2 separate regions of the Homo sapiens genome follow, and region 1 is linked to region 2. A link is a loop called in an ENCODE intact Hi-C map of the cell type or tissue named here. Cell type or tissue: heart right ventricle. All regions are shown on one strand. Each heading gives the region's core, and the rest is flanking DNA. Links, peaks and the distances in the headings are about the cores only.

Region 1 (5,396 bases), core at 157-5,156, 56 kb after region 2:
CAGAGAGAGAGAGAGAGTGACAGAGACAGAGATAGAAAGAGAATGTATAATCATGTACCTGAAGGTTCACAGCACACTTGTGGATCATATTATAATAATCCCAGATTGCCAGGGAATCTAAGGTCAAGATAGGCTGAGTAACTCACTCAGGTAATACAACTTGTAAATGGTCATTCTAGAATGAGAATACAAATCTGTGTGACTCAAAACTTCTCTCTTTTCACTGTGTCTTGCTCACCTCATTAAAGAAATTGCTAGTTAAATTATGAGGATGAGGAGGTCATTTTACATAAGGGAAAGATACAAGTAAAAGTAAAGTGTGGGAAAGTGAAAGGCACCATGGAGGAGATAGGCAAAGTGCCTATTGATAATGGGCAATGCTTACTACATACCAGGCTCTGCTGTGAGCACTAGGCCTGTGTGAACTCATGGAATCCTGTAAATAACCCCATGGTAAAAACTTCTATTGCCCTCATTTGACAGAAGAAGAAACCAGAGAGCAAAAAGATTAAGTAACTTGCCCAAAATTGTCTGTGTACTAAGTGAGGGGTTTATATCCAGGCATCTTACTTCAAAGCTGCCATTCTTAATAGGTGATAAAGATGAAAAAGTGGAGACATTTTCAGAAGCTCTCTAGTATCCTCAACATAGTTCATTATTTCTAAGTGTGTCTTCTGGGTAACACTATTTGTGTGGAGGTGGAATGTTAATATGTTATGTGAACAAAAGGTTTTGCTGGCCAATTGGTGAAGGCTATGCAAGGTTTAATGCAGGTAAACAGGTCACTTTGTGACAGGATTTCCCGAAACATCTAAAATATATCACTATACAACTTCAGATGGCCAAGAAAAGGATGTAGGACACAATGTTCTCTCTTCTTTTTTACTTTCTTTTTTTTTTGGGGGGGGGATGGCGTCTCGCTCCATCGCTCAGGCTGGAATGCAGTGGCACGATAGCGGCTCACTGCAGCCTCTGCCTTCCGGGTTCCAGTGATTCTCCTGCCTCAGCCTCCCACATAGCTGGAATTACAGGCACGTGCCACCATGCCCGGATAATTTTTGTATTTTTAGTAGAGACGGGGTTTCACCATGTTGGCCAGGCTGGTCCCGAACTCCTGACCTCAGGTGATCTGCTCACCTCAGCCTCCCAAAGTGCTAGGATTACAGGCATGAGCCACCGCGCCTGGCTGAACTTTGTTCTTTGAGATGGAGTCTCACTCTATTGCCCAGGCTGGAGTGCAATGGCACAATCTTGGCTCATTGCAACTTCCACTTCCCGGGTTCAAGCAACTCTCCCACCTCAGTCTCCCTAGTAGCTGGGACTACAGGTGTGTGCCACCATGCCTGGCTAATTTTTGTATTTTTAGTAGAGACAGGATCTCATCATGTTAGCCAGGATGGTCTTGAACTACTCACCTCAAGTGATCTGCCTGCCTTGGCCTCCCAAACTGTTGGGATTACAGGCGTGAGCCACCATGCCCAGCCCAAACACAATGTTTTCTAATCTTCCTTAGAATGCTTATTGTTTCACAGAGAAGCTGGGGACAGATATATTCTCATAAGTCACTTCTCCTTGGCCATGCAGCTAGTTAGTGGCAAAACTGGGGCCAGAACTGAAGACTTCTGGCTGCTGGACTAGGCTTTGTCTAGGCACAGACTGAAATATATCCTTTGAACAACGTACAGTAATTTAAGGTTTTATGAGCAGGAAAAAGCCGGACACAGAATATACTGAAGTGGAAAGAGAGGAGTAGCCTGTACCAAACTACTACAGAACTCAAGAATGACATGCAAAGTGGCCTGGTCTAGGATGTGACAGGAAGGAAAAACAGGAACTAAGAATAAAACCAAACATTCAAGAACATAAGTAAACCCTAAGGGTTTCTAGGAACCAATGGTTGCTGTGAGAGACAGACCTTGCTGACCTACTGGGATCTCAGCCATAATTCTGAAAAACCTAAGAGCAGGCACTGAAACCCCCTCTCCAGCTCTCTCAGTGTATTCCAGGGAGTGATCAGTTGCCAAGAGCCATGCAAACACTACTGAATTGTGTCTAGTCATTATCCGAGAATTACTTTTAAATCTAGCTATATTCTTCCTAACAAAAGCCAAGAAAATCACGGTCAAACCTTTGAACAAATAAATGTTCAGTTCTCACCCCTTGCCTCATCCCCCATTACTTCCCTTCTCTACGACGTGTGTGTGTGTGTGTGTGTGTGTGTGTGTGTGTGTGTGTGTGTGTGTTGTCTTTCTCTAGGGTCAAACACAACTGAGATCTAAAAATATCTTATTTTTTCAGAACAACTACACTAATTGATGCGTATGGAGAACATGTTAGTCATGTTCACAAAATGCCAAAATAAATATAAAACTGTATCCTCAGGAAGTCACACACTCTCTAAAGTATACAATCCCAGAAGCCAACTTTTATTAACCCCTCTTTGCCTTTGCTGCATTTTTAGAAAATCAAAATAGTTATCTCTTTCAGAGTATCACATGATATTAATGATTAGTTCACAGTTCCTTTTCCATATTTTGGTCCCTTATCATCTAATCATTAAGTCCAACTGTCTTTAAGGTAAACATTTTCTTTTTGCTTATGCATATACTTGACATACATAAATTCCTTCCCATCATCTTGTGGCAGAGACCACAAGCCAGCCACTAATGTTTCTCTCCTCCTACCATATACAACCCAGCCTCCCTTGCAGTTAGGTAAAGTGACAACCTTGTCTCCAACAGAATGTGAGTAGAAGTAACAAGTGCCATTTCAGATCTAGCCTTTACAGAATGACCATGAGCACTCGTCCAGATGCTGTTTCCCTTCTAGTGCCTGGGATGCAGACATCCTGAGCAACACTGGAAGCCATGTGCTGATTTCGAAGCTACCATCACTACAGGGCCCTGAAGAATACAGGAGAGCTGCTGTGCTGTCCTAAATGCCTATAACTCCAGGACTCTTACGTGAATGAGAAATAAAATATTATTGTGATTATCCACTGATTATTTTGTGGTCTCTGTGCTACTACTCCTAGCCTAGCTTAACAGAGAAAGTGAATTGACAACTTGAAATGAATTGGGACTGTAACAAAGGCTCAACACTTAAGTATTAGCTTAGTGGCCAAAATCAGGTAGCAAAAAAACAGACAAAACAAGCTGGAATACTGGCAACTCATACCAATGAAAAAACATTCAGTAAAACTAAAGCCTACAGCTATTCGAAAGGCAATCCAATTGCCTAGTGAAACTGCAGCTTCAGCGAACAAGAGGGTTCAAGAGGCCATGATGTTCTTATATATTGTTGATTTTTGCCACTGACTGCAAGGTACGACAAGAAAAAGGTTAGTTCAGACAAAAATTAACTAGAAATGAAAAGGAATGAGAGTGTCAAGAAATTTGATACTTTGAAGAGCTGAAAAATTACACTGCATCTGATTCCCAAAGAGCAAAAATAAATATAAAAGCTTTGAAAAACAAAATTCCATTAAAATTCCCAATTCACAAAAGACTTAGTTCTGTAACAAAAATAGTATTGTAGCTAAGAATAAAGCCACCCCACCAATTCCCCCAGTCTGTTGTTTCAGATGGACTCAAGGTGGCCACCACTGAGTAGAGAAAGAAGCACGGGGCATGGAAAGAAAGAAAAAGAGCAGAGTTAGGAACTACATTTAGAACAACTTTTCATGTGTTTCCTGGTCACGGAACTGACTAGAAGCAATATATCAGAACCTGTTAAATTTCTGAGGGAACTAAAGTACTAAGAAACTACAAGTCTATGGTTTAAAAAAGCAAACTCTCTGATTAAAATTTCAAAAAAGCACTGTGAAACTAGTTCTCAAAAATACTTCCTCCTTCCCTTCTCCTCTATCCTCACAGGCTGCACAAAACAATATTGGGGCTTCAGACTTACATGGAAGGGATGGGGGCTCTGAAAGCTACACAGCCCTCACTGTGGACACCTTCCCTACCAGCTACTTCAGATGTGCTCAAGGAGGATCAGTGTCAAGGGAGAACCTCTCAGGGAGTCATGGCAGGGGTACTGGGAACATAAATAAAATACTCTAGGGACAACTTGGGAATGGTCTTATTTGATTATCTTAGCCACACGTACAAATATAGCAGGGTGTTTTTTAGTCATAACATTTACGTCGTTTTTGTAAAACAAGCCTACATGAATATGTGAAATAAACTCTCTCCTGGATAAGATGGGCCCACATAGATCCTATGTATAATTTAAAAATATTCTTACTAGAATTTAAAACTAAAATTTCAGAAATTATTTAAAGTACAAGAAATCACTGGGTTACTGCAATCTAACGTGAATGGAAAGCTTTTTTCTTTTTTTTTTCTCTCCACAGATTATTTTGTCCTCTGTAACCTACTTTAAGACACACAAAAAATGTTAAGATGTTTTTCACATAATGACATAATAAAATTTATTGCTTTACTGTCACAAACACAGTCCCCAACAAAGACTATAACCACATCACACTATTGGAATTCATATAAAAAATATCAAGAAATGAGATGTTTTATTCGCTTATCCCTATACCAACTGATATTATTATTTAATCATTTATTTTGCCACTGAAATAAAAGGTTTTTAAAAGTACATACTGCCTTAGTTATTTCTAAAATTCTAAAGATGAGCAATGGTGCTATACCACTGGCTTGGCTAGGAGTACTACTTCAGTTGGAATTTCTCTCTGTTCAGCCTACCTCCTTCCTCATTTTCTATGAGTAGTCAAAATAGCAGAGTATCACTTTTGGAGTGACATGGCATTTCGGGAAAAGCCCACACGACAACTGTTTAAAATATTCTTTGCAAGCTTCTGACTGAGAAATACAACACAGGCAATTTGGAGAAAGCTTTAATTGTACTCAGATTCTATAATAGCAAAAGAGAATAAAATGTGGGACTTTTTTTAAATGGGCAGGATTATGAATCCAGCATTTAATTGAGCCCTTTTTATATGCAAAACTCCTCACTGGGTACCAACATATTATATTGGCTGAAAATCTACACATAAATAGAACAAGAATAGTGATGGACAGAAAGCTGTGGCAGGGTAGATTCCCCCCTTGATCCAGCCCATGCTGAAACATAGAAAAGATTCAACTTATAAAAATGGGAGCTTTTTAAAGCAAAGAGAGACAAGCCCTCTTTGAGCAGGAGATACTCTTCCTCTTCGAATCTTCTTTTATCCTCAGAAATGGAAGCTCCATATTCCTTATCTATCAGCAGAACTAGGCAGATCTGAGACTGGCAATCTTCATGAAAGGCCAGACCCAAGAGGGTTACAAAGACATAAAAACACTGATGAGCTGCCACATTGCGGGAGGTGAAGAAAATGGTAAGAGAGAGCTGAAGGGAGAGAATCCATGGTAGATATTTCT
Region 2 (5,396 bases), core at 324-5,323:
GAGTTGGAGTTGGAGACCAGCCTGGCCCACTTGGTGAAACCTCCTCTCTACTACAAATACAAAAATTAGCCAGGTATTGTGGTGCACGTCTGTAATCCCAGCTATTAGGGAAGCTAAGGCAGGAGAATTGCTTGAACCCAGGAGGCAGAACTGCAGTGAGCAGAGATCATGCCACTCCACTACAGCGTGGGTGACAGGGTCCTCTATGATTTAACCACTCCCCTTTGTATACGCTCTAGTTGTGTTCTTTCAATTGTATATTCTAATAGGAATACATACACTATAGGAGCCAAAGGAGTTTTTAAGCAATCAAATTCATAGATTTCACAAAATGTATGCCAGTCTTCTGAGATGTATATGACAGTTAACTATAAAGTTCTTGCTACAATATTCAGCCTGGATAATAAAGCATAGTTAACAAAAACTCTGAATACAGATGTTTTAGGTATTGGTGAAAATAATCTCAACTTTATAAATTAAATTTGCATGACTAAGATCATTAATCTGATGTATTTCAAATTATAACCTACACATGAATAAAAGGAATTATGGACGTGGCTGCATTTCTGTTTTTCCTCTACATGGGCTAACAATACAAATGGCTCCACAACAATATAATAAAACTAGACACATCTCAAGGTCTTCTGTTTTATAAGCAGCATAACTTTATTGGTTTTATTTTTATCTCTGAAGTAAAAAAATGGTAAATGAAAAAGGTTAATATTAGTGACCATAATTGTGGTAAGCGATATATAAGTGTTTCTGTAAAATATAAAAAATATATTAAAATAAAGTGTGAAATATTTCTTCACATGGGGGTTATTTTAGGTGTCAGTATATTTCATCATAAATAATTTTAAACTCTCTGTTATTTTTTGTTTTCACACCACTGACTCATATCTAGATTTGGATTTTTTAAAAGGTCAATGATACCACAGATACACTAGGGCCAATAAATATTTCCATTATTTTAAAGACGTCAGTAATCCTATCTTATTTTTAGGGTTGAAAGAATCTATCAAGATGGGAATTCAACATTTACCCAAATATTCAAAACTTTTTGTTTTTAATGTAAAGCTCACATGGTCACAAGCATTTATTGATTAGCATATACTTAGATATACGTTGAATCTTTTTTTCATAGTAGTGAAAAATTTTAGAGAAACTAAATATCCAACCTTAGGAAAAAAATTAATCATGTTACACTTACATTGTGGATAATGTACAACTGTGGATAATCTGTTGAAAGTATTTATAGCTTTTAACACAGAAGGCAGCCCTTGATATTTCCAAGTTTTTTTCAAAAAATGCATCTTGCAGGAAAATATATGTTGTTCTCAATGACACTTGGAATATATGTTCTACATCTACGCACACACAAAAGAACGTGTATATTTGTAAATGCATAGCAAAAAGGTTGAAAAAAACTATATCAACAGTGCTTTTGCTGAGGATGTGGACATAGAGGCAGAAAGACAGTTTCACTTTTTAAAAAACAGCTTACCCATAATATATTTGAAAACAATAAGCAAGTATTACTTTTGTAATTAAAAAACCTAATATATTTGAATATACGTTATATGAGAAGCAGCATTAGCAAAAAGGAAAAGATTCAACTCAAAAGTGTATCCCTAAACCTTTCCCAGTTTTCAAGTCCTGTCAAATCTATGCTCAACACTTTCTTCTTTTAAACCCACCCCCCGACTAGGCATGAGAAAGAACAGTGACCAATGCTGATGCATGGCTGGGTTTAAAGCAGTGATGTCATACACACCAACCTAGAAAACCATGAATATAATATCTGAATATGACAATAAACTATTTATTTTTGGCCATCTTCTGAATTCCAAATTAGATACAGTTCTCTCACTTTAGTGGAAGTTCTGTGTGTGTGTCTGAGAGTGTGGGAGCCAACAAAGGGTAGTGTTTGTCCCACTGAATTTAAATGTCTCTGCACATTATCCTCTTTGCTGGCCAGACGACAAAGGCCTTTGCCAGCCCTACTCTCTTTAAATAGAGACCTACACTTTTTAAATAGAGCTTACTTGTTCCAGAGAAAGGTTTTCTTTCCTTGTGCTCAAATTTTGTTCTTTAAGGAGCAAATGAGTGTCTATGTCATCAGCAGCTCACGCACAATCCTAAGATATGTTTGACTTGTAAACCGGTTTTTGTTCAAAAGGTTAAATAGAAGTCTTCTTTTAATTCTCTGCTTTTATTTCTAGCACCTAATGAAAAGGTCAAACCATTTTCAGGATATTTTCAAATATTGCTGTCAACTATCTTTTTGGCTGATTTAACTAACCATGCATAAAAGGAGGTTTTTGATTCAGGCAAGCTGAAGTTTCAAAACATTGTTTTCATGGCTATCTATAAACAGCTCTGCCTCGGGGCATTTGGGAATAGATAGGCCTGGTTATAACATACAGGAGAGCAATTACTGGCACTGATAAACAGTACTGGGTTTAACTTTTCATTAAAATTGGCTCCGAAAATTCTATGAACATTAATTGATATCACAGGTAATTCTTTCAACAATGGAAGATGCAATCTGAAACAATCACAGAGGCCGCTCAGCCCCTACATATTTCAGCATTAAATTTTGAGTACTTTGACAATATAGTTAGGGATATTATTTAATGAGCAGAAAATTATTATCCTCTTGATATGTCAAGTTGATTAACACTATCATAAAAAAATATAAATATATAAGCAAATTATTCAACTCATTGAAAAATAGCCTATAGTAGAAAACTATAGTCATCAAAAAAGTTAACTCAATGTAATTAGATTTATTTTACTACTTAAAGGAAGTTTTGAGTTGAGCTAATAGAACTAACTTTACCTTCACAATTACTAAAAGTTGATTACAGTTGATTAAGTAGGTAATCTGTTGCCATGATATGACTATTGTCTTAAGAAAATGTGTAATTCAATTTTCTGCAGCTGTGAATTCTTGTTTCGTTTATTTGGTGAATGCAAACTCCTGCCTTTCTATAAGACAGACAATGGCCACTATGCAGGAATTTTTCAGGCCATAGTATGATAAAGCTCTTGCATAATTTGAGAAACTCACATGTACCTCCCATTTCCAGCCCTGGGTCTTAGATCACTTGTATATTCTAGGGAAATTTAGTCACTAAATGAAAGAGATGAGAAAGATAATATTTTCTATTGCTAGTACATAGAAACTAAATACAAAGATTATAAATAGCTTGATGGTAATGGTACTTGATGGTAATGGTCAAGAACAGGCTTAGTAAGACCTTACTTTGAGAAAAATGACAATACAACAGTGTTATCAGTCAACCAATGCGAAAATTTATATTCTGGTGCAAAACATGTATCTTAACATTGGCACTTTTTTATTTCGGTATTCATGCCTCCTTTGGGCGTAGCATACTATAAAGAACTATGAAACTATAAACCTGTGGGGAAGAAAAAAGTTCTGGCAAAATAAAATAATGAGACTCCTTTGTATCTAGGATACCATCAACTCATCCCATATGCTTAAGAAAATGAATGTATTTGGAAATAGCCATTTAAGTACTAAGATGAGTATGGGATATACAGTGGTCGGGGGATAAAAAATACTAATCTACCTTTCCCCTTTTATTTACAAGATATGTAACTGAGTGTGTAGAAAATACAAACTGAGATGTCTATTGAGACATGTACTTCATTATTGATGTTGATAGCACATCACTCTTTTTTTTTTTTTTTTTTTTTTTTTTCAGACAGGGTCTCACTCTGTCACCTAGGCTGTAGTGCAGCATTGGCATGATCATGGCTTACTGCAACCTCCTTCTCCCAGGTTCAAGCAATTCTCCTATCTCAGGCTCCCAAGTAGCTGGGACTACAGACACACGCCACCACGCTTGGCTAATTTTTGTATTTTTAGTAGAGAAGGGGTTTCACCATATTTGTCAGGCTAGTCTTGAACTCCTGACCGCAGGTGATCAACCCACCTTGGCCACCCAAAGTTCTGGGATCACAGGCATGAGCCACCATGCCCAGTTGCAAATCACCTTTGTTAGTAGTGGCCAGCATGAAACTTTTCTCCTTCAGATAGACAGATACATACATACACACATATATGCTTACATGCATACATACATATATACATACATACATACATATATATACATATATATAATACAAATGTATGTTTATACAAATGTATATACAAATGTTATACAAATGTATATATGTTTATACAAATGTATATACAAATGTTTATACAAATGTGTATATATATATGTATATATATACACACACACACAGAGAGGGAGAGAAAGAACATAATGTTTGTGTGTGTACAAATTAAAACGGGTTCTACTGTCATCCAACACATATTTATGATCTTGAATTCTATTTTACAAATGAAGGGTGGTACTCTGCTATTTAACACAAAGAGTTAAATATTTAGTTTTAAACCAAATATTCATATATAAGATGTCTTGAGGGTTTACTAATATTCATCCCCTGAGGATCTCCTCACTGTTATAAGAGCATAACATGTTTTTTAGAATGGACCATAACTAACAATTGAAAAGACAAGACTTTTTAAAAACTATTCACCCTATGGTATAATTAGTGCTTACTTCTTGTTGATTTAATTCTATTTACTTTTATGAGGTGCATGTGTGTTCTTCCTAGAACACACCCAGTTTCCAATCTGGTATTTACAAGAGAGGTGAGACTACTTACCCATTGGTCTTCTTTGGTGTAATTTTCTAGCAAAGCAAATACAGTTACATTTAATCACTAGATAATTTTCCCCAATCATGTTGCCACGTACACAAAATTAATGATAAAATATAATTTATCTAATCCCTGTGGAAATTTATAATCATAAGCAATAAGAGGTATTTTCTTCAGAAAAAAAAACTCAAGTCAATAAGCCAATTTAGGTCAAAGTAGGTCTTCACCATTCCTGGCTAGTTTATGATTACTGAGTTTGTTTCAATTCAGTGGAAGTGGATTTGTATCAGGGCAGAGACTACTATTAATTCTCTTTCTGTTTATGATACCCTAGCAAATCAGTAGCTCCCATTGAGTTGTGTTGTTTTGAGAGAATAATTCAGATTATTAGGAGTCAATCAGCTATCAGCCTGGATGCCTAGGCCATCCACTGTAGTTGAAGCCCCAAATATAGCCCCTTGTGATCTTATTAGACTCACAACAAAGTCACCTTCCCTGTTTGAAGCTGTGCTTTTGTGGTTGGGCTAGGACTGAATATTCCTCTGGGGAGGTAGACAAACCAGCTGCTAATTAACCAGGCGCTATCTTGACTATCCAACCACTGAAAACCTCAGAGAGAAGAAAAAATACAGCTTTTCCATGACACTAGAGTCTAAAGAATTACAAATAGATATTGTAAAGTAGTAAGACAGTAT

What was found. A loop is a pair of places that touch in the nucleus more often than their neighbours do. Peaks named below come from ENCODE experiments on the same cell type or tissue, not always from the same donor. Only the 100,000 strongest peaks of a DNase experiment are listed, where the experiment ranks them.
Region 1: a loop joins it to region 2, with 1.9 times the contacts of the local background. A loop is called at or near these places in 4 of 110 quality-filtered maps.

What each region holds. Positions count from the first base shown.
Region 1 is chr7:18,386,895-18,392,290 of GRCh38, reverse strand. It overlaps a transcript of HDAC9 not described here. Among named protein-coding and RNA genes, the nearest start is that of HDAC9, 110 kb to the left of the region's middle. In heart right ventricle, for the core only: no CTCF peak of the experiment used is centred there; a DNase peak (open chromatin) is centred at 2,199; H3K27ac peaks cover 3,142 bases.
Region 2 is chr7:18,442,677-18,448,072 of GRCh38, reverse strand. It overlaps a transcript of HDAC9 not described here. Among named protein-coding and RNA genes, the nearest start is that of HDAC9, 50 kb to the left of the region's middle. In heart right ventricle, for the core only: no CTCF peak of the experiment used is centred there; no DNase peak of the experiment used is centred there; H3K27ac peaks cover 568 bases.